2 separate regions of the Mus musculus genome follow, and region 1 is linked to region 2. The links are chromatin loops, found by intact Hi-C in ENCODE. Cell type or tissue: heart. All regions are shown on one strand.

What was found. Peaks named below come from ENCODE experiments on the same cell type or tissue, not always from the same donor. Only the 100,000 strongest peaks of a DNase experiment are listed, where the experiment ranks them.
Region 1: it touches region 2 in a loop (2.4-fold over the local background); 3 of 42 quality-filtered maps call a loop at or near these places.

The regions. Positions count from the first base shown.
Region 1 is chr4:119,806,724-119,811,723 of GRCm38, forward strand. It overlaps a transcript of Hivep3 not described here. Among named protein-coding and RNA genes, the nearest start is that of Hivep3, 5.5 kb to the right of the region's middle. In heart, a CTCF peak has its summit at 2,726 (motif pointing left); no DNase peak of the experiment used is centred here.
Region 2 is chr4:119,236,837-119,241,836 of GRCm38, forward strand. P3h1 (prolyl 3-hydroxylase 1) reads left to right here. Exons shown (of 15, transcript NM_019783.2): 3 at 1-130; 4 at 1,029-1,160; 5 at 1,810-1,949; 6 at 4,281-4,370; 7 at 4,646-4,698; 8 at 4,847-4,968. Among named protein-coding and RNA genes, the nearest start is that of P3h1, 6.4 kb to the left of the region's middle. In heart, a CTCF peak has its summit at 2,464 (motif pointing right); DNase peaks (open chromatin) are centred at 2,645 and 2,685; H3K27ac peaks cover 809 bases.

The DNA of each region.
Region 1 (5,000 bases), 570 kb after region 2:
CCTTGTTGGAGGAGGTGTGGCCTTGTTAGAGGAAGTGGACTTTGAGATCTCACATATACGCTTAAGTCTGGCCAGAGACAGTCTGGCTGTAGTATGACCAAGATGCAGAACTCTCAGCTCCATTTGTTTACAGCACCTTGTCTACCTGCACACTGCAGTGCTTCATGATGTTAATGGGCTGGACCTCTGAGACTGTAAACTACCTCCAACTAAATGTTGTTCCTTATAAGAGTTGCCTCAGTTATAGTTTTTCTTCACAGCAGTGAAACCCCAACTAAGACAGTCCTGATGATGCTTTTGATTGCAGTGAGCTAGGGAGAAGGAGACTGGGGAGGGGGTCCCTAGGGCAATCAGGCTTAGCCTACTCAATGAGTTCTAGACCATAAAACAGGTACCAGCATCTGATCAATGACACCCAAAGTTGTCCTTTGGCCTTCACACACATGTGTGCACACACACTTGTACAAATGCATGTCATGTACACATATGTACATGCCTACCCTCAAAACCTAAACCTATACTCAATCTAAAGCAATTGAATGGTCAAAATATTTAATAAATGAGCTAGCAATGAGGAGGCTGTCAGTGTGAAGACTGGATCATAGAAAGTTTGCTCTTCTTCTTCCTCTCCCTCCTCTTCCTCTCCCTCCTCTTCCTCTCCCTCCTCCTCTCCCTCCTCCTCTCCATTCTCCTCCTCCTCCTCCTCCTCCTCCTCCTCCTCCTCCTCCTCCTCCTCCTCCTCCTCCTCCTCCTCCACTTGCCTCTTGGTTTTGACTTGTCACTTCCTTCCTGCACACACTGACACAGCAGTCCTCCTCACTGCATTGTACTCAATCTTAATCAGCTGTTCTGCTGAGTGGGTTAGTGAGCCTGGCAACTGAACTGCCCTTTGAAGAACGTTATGAAACTAGAAAGGATAGTACGCACTTAGGGCAACAGAATTAGGTCCCAGTTGTCAGGGCAAAATGATGGGTTTATTCTTACAATATAATGTGTAAGTGGGATAAGTAAATGTAAGGTTATGGTGTGAGTGTAGACCAGGAAAGAGTGTGACTCAGTAGCAGTAATTACAGATAGATAGATAGATAGATAGATAGATAGATAGATAGATAGATAGATAGAAAACCAAACAGATTGATCAATCAATAGATAGATAGACAGATATAAAGAGCAATATAATTGTATTGCTTTCATCCCCAGATTCAATTGTTGTCCCAAGGACTTGAAAGAACTTTATAAACTAAAGATTACTTTCCTTCTTCGAGACTGAGGATAACCAAGACTGTATAGAATGTTAGCACCACAGACCCAGGGTCCTTTGTCTTCCTGCTTAGTCAGTCTCATCCACATGAAGTCCAAGCCTGCATTCCAGAGAACAGGAAAGAGAATTGGAGGGAGAGTGTGATCTTTCCCTTCAAGGACTGATCAGAAAACTACTCAGTGTACATGAGCTTGCAACTCAGAGCTAAAGCCTGTCCCCAGGACACACCTACAAGGAATGCTGAGAAATGTAGTCTTAGGTGGTGAATAGCTGAGTTACTACTAAGATGGGAGGAGAAGAATGTATGCTGATGGAACTTTAGCAGGCTTGAAATAAAGCCAGCATGCACATCAATGTAGTCTTACTCCCAGAAAAACCTGAGCAACTGTGTATTGTACTGAGAGAAATATAGAAGTCTCTAGAATGAGATAGCTAGCTTTCCCAGAACAAAGAACAAAACAGCAAACATTTAGTTTTGACCAGTCACATACGGTATTTGTCACAATTTTCCCCTGTGTTTATACTTTTATGATCCTTCCATAATGTCAAATGCACACTTATCATGTGAATTGTCCAAATCAGGCTGTCCCAAGGGCTGTAGTTTGTGTATATATGCTTAGTAGAAGCATGGTGGTCACATCTAGAATGTAGGAGTCTGTGTTCCAGGGAGCTGGTGAATGTACGGAGAAATGCAGGTGAGCCAAAGATGATGACCAGAGGCATCTCAGCCTGGACCAGCTCACATTCCCGAGGACTTGATCAGCATTCTCGAATAGTTGAGGAATATTTTGGTGATTAGGAGTGACTCAAATCTTGTTTGTATCAAGAGAGAAGAAGGAGAATTGGTAAGAGAAAGTTCTAGAAGGCAGACCAGAGTGCTGAATATTCAAGGGCTTTCTAGTTATTGCTTTTCACTTGAGAACCTATAATCAGGCATGTTATATAGCTAGCCTCAGTTTATTCTCCACAGCGCCAGGAGGTAGGTGTCACCATTATGTCTCATATTAGCTGATTTTATTTATTATTATTTATTAACAAAATTTCTGACAGAAACAACTTATTAGATGAAAGGTTTTGTTTTGTTTTGCTTATGGTTTGGAAGGGTACAGTCCATCACAGCAGAGAAGGCATGGTGGGATTCATGGCAGCGGGGGTGTGTGGCAGAGACCCATTATGGCAGACAAGGAAACAGAGTGGCCAGAACTAGGGACCACACCCTCAGAGTCCCCTCTCTAGTGGCCTACTTCAGCCAGCTAGGACTTACCTCCTAAACTTTAGGACCTAAGGCTCTTCAGCACCACCCCTTTTCCTCAGTAGCACCAGAAACTGGGGTGAGTGTTCAAAGCATGATTCTGGAAGGCACATTTCCCTGTTCAAGCCACAACACCTCTGCTTGACAACTGAGAAAGCAATATAACCCAGGTTACAGTAGCCTTAGCCACAGCTACTCCCTACTGCCCCCTTGTGTACAAATTAAATGTCTTGGATATGTAAATCCTGGAGTAGTGCCTGGCACCCAGTAAGAGGGAACACTTACTGGAATCCCTGCAGTTCTCACTGCGGTGGGTTTCATAGTCTGTGACTGAATACCGTGAACTTGATGCCGTCAGATGACATGTTCACCTGCTCGTAATTTGGACATCTGAAGTCTTCAGTCCGTTTCACTGGGTGGTAAGCAAGCGTTGACAGGGACAGTGCTAAGCTCCCTCCAGAGGCTTGAGGGGGATGGGGGGGGGGGGGTCAGGTGTGTGTGTGGATTCTGTTCTTGCTTTTTCCTACATTTGATGGCTTCTGACTTGTCCTGGCCTGGCTGCATCCCTCTGATCCTGACCTCTGTAATCCCATGACTTCTCTGCCTGCTTCCTGTCTCTTACAAAAGATCGTTGTGATTCCAAGCAGAGTTCTCCTAGTTTGTTTAGAATAACCTTCCCATATCCAGAGTACTAATTTATTCACATCATTTGTATTAAGGTAAGGCTCATTTTCCAGGCGTTAGGTAGCACATATCTGTGGGGGGCATTGTTTAGCCTTTCCCAATGCGATTTTGCATAGACTGGATGACCTCAGATTTTCTTTACACTATTAGAAAATAACTTTATGGCATCAAGTAAACTATAATATCTATCTATCTTTTGAGGTCTCTTTTTCTGAAAAAAGATTTTAAATAAGGCATGGGTTAAAGGAAATAATTCTTTTCAACAAGCCATAGACAAATACTATTATTATGTTACTGGATAATGATTTCTTTGTTCTACGGATTTAAAATTCAGCCTTCATGTCTTACCTTCACATGACAAACTATAGTCAAATTGTTTCTTGGCCATATTCAGTCCACCAGCCTGTTTTGCAGGTTCTGCAGTGTGAGGCTCTTTTGGTTATTGTAACACTGAAGTGTTATGTATTTCTAACTGGCAAATAAGCCTCTTCTTCCTTTTCTGGTTTCCCGGCCAGTGGCCCTTCTCCTGCTTTCTTTCTCGTTGGGTATTTCAGCTGTACTGGGTACGTTATGTACACCAGCATTACTCAGCACTCAGGATGCCAAGGAGGGAAGAACTGAAGCTTAAGGCTAGCCTGGGCTACATAGCAAGATACCATCTCTAAACAAACATCCATCATCAACAACCTCCGTCCTTACTGTTACTTTAACGTGGTATTTGGAAGAAGAGCCATTCTGGAATTGTCTACCCTACAAAAATGATCCTTTCAGTCTTGTTTATCATCATCATCATCATCATTATCGTTATTATTGTGAATCTGCTTCTGTATCTCCATTGAACATTTCTCAGTTTTATTAATATATAAGTTTAATTCTGGGACTTGTATTTTAAAAACAAATAGGTGGTGGCTAGTAGGTAAGAAGGTAGACTGGACACTGTAGAATGTTAGTAATAATAACCAATAAGAAAATAGAACAACTTAGAACCAAATACTCTATCAAAACTTTGTAAACTGGAAAGTCTGTCTGTCTGTCTGTCTGTCTGTCTGCCTCTCCCTCTCTGTGTCTCTCTCTCTGTTCTTTTATAGGTAAGTGATGAAATCGGTAGCAGGTGATGTTACAGAAGAGAGGGAATACTACATATTTAAATCATTTGACTCTCATTTCTCAAAATGTTTAATAATTATGTGCTGTCAATTCTGTACTCGACTTTACATTTTACCTGGCTTCATTCCACATTACATTTCTTACATAATAACCTCTCTTTGTGTGAGTTCATTTTCCTGGCCTGTTTTCACCCTTGCTTAAGCAGAGATCTTCAAGTTACCTACAGAAGCTTTTCTTAATAAAGGGTATGCCAGTGATGCCCTGTCTCTATTTTATCGTCACACAGAGGGCAATGCTAGTGTGACAGCTAGTGTGGTTTCAGTGCATTTCTTTGGAGTCCCCAGTAAGCATTGTGCGGGTGTATCTGTGAGCCGCATTTTAGAAGGGGACCAGAAAGTCATTCTGAGTTTATTTCTTTTACGCAGTCAGCTCCTTCTCCCTTCTGAGTACGTTTGTGGTTGTGTCTCTTTGCTCTTGGGGTTCTGCATCTCTGAATGTGTTTGCTTGCTCAACAACGCTGCTGCCAGCACACCTTGTGACCTGCATCCAACTCTTCAGCTGAAGGGGACAGCCTTTTGCTTCTGTGTTTCTGCTTCTCCTTGGTGCTGCTATTCCTTCAGAACTCCTGCTGGGTAATCCCAACCCCTTTGCACATGCTCTGTGCTTTATCTGGTTACTGAAGTCTTTTATCCTTCG
Region 2 (5,000 bases):
CACCTGGAGGCGGCACTGCAAGAGTACTTTGTGGCCGATGAGGAATGCCGTGCCCTCTGCGAAGGGCCCTATGACTACGACGGCTACAACTACCTAGACTACAGCGCTGACCTCTTCCAGGCCATCACAGGTGGGTGCCATTCAGGGTGTGGCCTGACCAAGCCTCAGAGGACTTTAAGGTCAAAGTCCTGACAATGCACACAAATACCTTGCAACCTCATCCCCCAATTTTTCTTAAACATTTGTTTATTTTATGTATATGAATACACTGAAGCCATCTTCGGACACACCAGAAGAGGGCATTGGATCCCATTACAAATGGTTGTGAGCCACCATGTGGTTGCTGGGAATTGAACTCAGGACTTCTGGAAGAGCAGTCAGTGCTCTTAACCACTGAGCCATCTCTCCAGCTCTTCAAATTTTTTAAGTCTAGAACTCTAACTAAAAATTACCTTTTCAGGGGCTGGGGAGATGGTTCAGTGGGTAAGGTGCTTGCTGCACAAGCAAAAGGACCTGGGTTCAAATCCTGACACCCAGGGTCCTGGCCATAAAAGCTGAGCATGGTGGCACTCACCTGTAATCCCCTTGCTAGAGCTTGTCTCATCATATGGGTGAGCTTGAGGTTACAGAGCCTATCTCAGAAACATAATGAAGAGTGATGGAAAAAGATGCTGACATCATCTGGCTCCTATACTCCTATACACACGTGTTCACACATGCCACATACTTGCACACACATACACAAATGCATGCACATATCCTCCACACAGAGATCACTTTCCACTTCAACTTTCCTATGTTAGCCAGAATTTGAATCCCAAATATGACTGTATTAGCCAGGCAGTGGTGGCACACACCTTTAATCCCAGCACTCAGGAGGCAGAGGCAGGCGGAACTATGAGTTTGAGGCCAGCCTGGTCTACAGAGTGAGTTCCAGGACAGCCAAGCTACACAGAGAAACCCTGTCTCAGAAAACAAAACCAAACAAACAAAAGACCTCGCTGTTCCTCATCTCTGATTCCTTTCAGATCATTACGTCCAGGTCCTCAACTGTAAGCAGAACTGTGTCACGGAGCTGGCTTCCCACCCAAGTAGGGAAAAGCCCTTTGAAGACTTCCTCCCTTCACACTATAATTACCTACAGTTTGCCTACTACAACAGTAAGACCTGCTTTCTCTCTTCTCTCCGATGCCTCAACTAAAGTGTAGCCAGCCAGGCAGGGTTGTGACCACTCCACTTCTTCAGCATGTCTAGCAGCTATGTCTGTGGGAGGCAACATGCCCAATGATTCCTGGGTGTTTTGTCACAAGCCTGTGGCCCAGGTAGCCAATTTCTACTGCCCAGAAGGGAGGAACAGGGGAGTCTAGGACCTCTTTCTTTTGTCCCTTTTTGTTCATTTATAATCTAAATTTGCATGTGAATAAGAATGAATAGCACAGTTAGGATGTACTACTGTTGACACTAGCTCACAGGGCAGGCCCAGTCTTCCTCCAGGGGTAAAGGGACGAAAAATATCCAGAAAAACAAACCCTCAGCAAATCAGCAGTTGTTTACTGGGTACCTACTGGGTCCCAGCCAGAATAGCACATCCAAGAGTACATGGTGTGTGTCCGCGTCGAGTTAAAGAGGTCCTTCTGTCTAGGAGGCTCCCAGCTATTCTAATCTTCCTCTTCTAGAAAGTTGTGTGGAAAATACTACTTTGTCCTGTCATTGTGGCCTCAAGGCTTCTCTGAAACCAGATGCTAAGTGGCTGCTGGTGTCTGGGATTATACCCTTCCCTCACGGCCGTTTGCTTTTCTTCCTTTGCAGTTGGGAACTATACACAAGCTATTGAATGTGCCAAGACCTACCTCCTCTTCTTTCCCAATGATGAGGTGATGCACCAGAATCTGGCTTATTACACAGCCATGCTTGGAGAAGAAGAGGCCAGCTCCATCAGCCCCAGGGAGGTGAGAGACTGGCTTCTGGCTGAACCCAATCAGAAGGAAGATGAGTGCTCATGGGGTGGGGTGGGGTGGGGCCGGTCTTGGACTCAGCTTGTCACTCAGGGTGGGAAGGAGTACCAGGAGTTTGTAGAACATGGCAGAGCCAAATCCTCTAGAGTTCGATGTACATTCTTTGGATTGGCACACAGATTTCTCTGCCCTGATTGACACCCAAGCTAGACGCTGGATGCCATTTGCCCAAAGGCAGTGTTCTTTCCTTCATAATGGGTCTGTTTTGCTCACACGGCTTTCTGTTTCTGTTTTAGTCCCAGAGTGCATTTCTCCTTGTCATTGTCTGCTTTCTTCAATTACTCAGCATTATCCACATCTCTAGAATGAGGAGAAAACTTAGGTACAGACTTCAACTCTGAGGGCCAAGCCACAGTTCCTCCCACACAGCTCTGGAATTGAGTCTCTAAAGAAAATAATCCCACTGTCAGCCCCTCCCAGCTGAGACTGGCGTTCTTGTAGTTATCCTTCTTGTCCACTAGATGGCGGCCATCTAGCTTTAAGAAGGCCCTTCCAGTCTTTGTCTTGCTGGGTTGATACTTTTTCCCTTCCCTGGGATCCTATTAAGAGTCTCTCAGAAGGGAAGGAATGTACTCGTGTGAGCACATTTACCTAGAACTCTCCCCCAGGAAGAACTCTCCCCCAGGCGAGAGTAGCTAATACTGGTTTGCGCCCCCGGCCAGACCGCTCACCCCGCTGGATAGCACGTGTGGCTTGGTTTCTGGCATTTGGAGCAGGAAGCCGATCAGTTAAACTCCTTCCTCATGGGTGACTGTGGTAGCCGACGGGGTGGACTCCTTTAATGTGTTCCTCCTTGAACTGCCTCCACTTTAGCACTGTCTTTTTCTCTCTTCCTTCTGCTGCTTGGATCCTAGTAGGGGACCCAGGGAAAAGATGTGACCCTGGAAGGGACTCAGTTTCCCAGCTCTGGGTAAGCCCCACCCCTGAATACACATGCAATGCCAGAGTGCCAAGCTTAGCTATTCTATAGCTGCCCGCCTTCAGGGACGGATCGAGCCCAGCCATTCTGAGGGGTGGCAGGTGGCCAAATAGAAAGAACATGGGCTTGGGGACCCCAAAACCCAGATAGGATCGCTCTCAATCCTACTGCTCCTAAGGGTCTTTAAGATGAAGTTCAGTCTCCGCCCATGAGCTTCCACTCAGGGAACAGAGGCAGAAGAATCACAAGTTCAAGGTTATGCAGTGAGACCTGGTCTCAAAATTAAAATGGCAGATGGCTCAGTGGGTAAAGGCATTTGCTGCTGAGCCTGGTGACCTGAGTTTGAGCTCTGGCCCCTCACAGTACAAGGAGGAAACTGACAAATTGTCCTCTGACCTCCTCACCTATGTCACAGTGCCGCCCCCCCCCCCACACACACACACGCACGCACGCATACACACAAACACACAGAGAATAAATAGAATAAAAAAATCTAATTTTAAAAAAGGTATTTGCCGGGCTGGAGAGATGGCTCAGTGGTTAAGAGCACTGACTGCTCTACCAGAGGTCCTGAGTTCAAATCCCAGCAACCACATGGTGGCTCACAACCACCCATAATGAGATCTGATGCCCTCTTCTGGTGTGTCTGAAGATAGCTATAGTATACTCATATACATAAAATCAATAAATAAATCTTAAAAGAATGGTTGACAAAAGATCTTCTAAAAAAAAAAAAGGTATTTGCCACATAAGCTTGTAACCTGAGTTCAACCTACAGAACCCACAAAAGGATGGATGTAAATAACAGACTCCACAAAGTCGTCCCCTGCCCTCCACACATGCACAGTGGAGGCCACACGCTCCACAACACACCAAGTAAATAAATAAAATATAACAAGAAGAAAAGAGGGCTCAAGACACAATTCACAGCCTGGTCTACAGAGTGAGTTCCAGGATAGCCAGGACTGCAGAGAGAAACTCTGTCTCAAAAAAAAAAAAAAAAAGACACAATTCAGTTGGTAGAGAGCCTTGCCTGGTATGCCTAAAGCCCTGGGTTCAATGTCAAGGACTTCAAAGGCAGAAATGAAGTCTTTCCATTTTCAGGATCATCAGTTCTTCCATTTCAGAGATCACTGGGGCCTCCTCTCCTTCAGTGTGGCTGAATTACGCTGCCCTCGGGAGTCCTCTTGAGCATAGAGGGGAGACCTTTGGCCAAACTGGGCAACACATCACCTGTGACTGGGAGAAGGCACCTCAGTCCCGTAGAGCAATGCACAATGCCAGGGAGGGCCACCCTAGGGCTGAAGGGTAAGGGCTAAGTTCTAGGAGACTCTTTGTTTCCTCAGAATGCCGAGGAATACCGACGTCGAAGCCTGTTGGAGAAAGAACTGCTTTTCTTCGCTTATGACATTTTTGGAATTCCCTTTGTGGATCCGGTGAGCCAGAGCAGGAGCTGCAGGGAGGGGGAGAGGGGGACACTGGGCACTGAGGGAGTACACGCTGCAGAACTCTGGGGGAGCCGCTGTCCAAGGCCGAGCCAAGCATGGGTGCGTGGGCCCTGAGGACGGGAGACAAAGTGGACAGTGAAAGGCGGTCCTGAGCCATTAAAAGTAATGGTCCCAAGAGCCCACCTCATCTCAGGCAGTGAGGCAGGTCACACACAGATAACCTGAAAGATCAACTCTCTTGCTTGTTTCCTGACCTGCCTTAGGACTCATGGACTCCAGAAGAGGTGATTCCCAAGAGACTGCAGGAGAAACAGAAGTGAGAAATCCCATGGTTGGGTCGGGCTCACGAAGCACTTCAGGCTTCCTGCACCCAGGCAGATGGGAGCCCAGCCAGGGGTTGGGAGTAGGGACACTGGGGTAGGAACCAGGGCTGACCCCAGCAGTCAGTGCTGTCATGCTCACAGGTCGGAACGCGAAACCGCAGTCCGCATCTCCCAGGAGATTGGCAACCTTATGAAGGAGATCGAGACCCTCGTGGAGGAGAAGACCAAGGAGTCCTTGGATGTGAGCCGACTGACGCGGGAAGGTGAGGCAGCAGTGGGTGGCATGCCTGCCCAC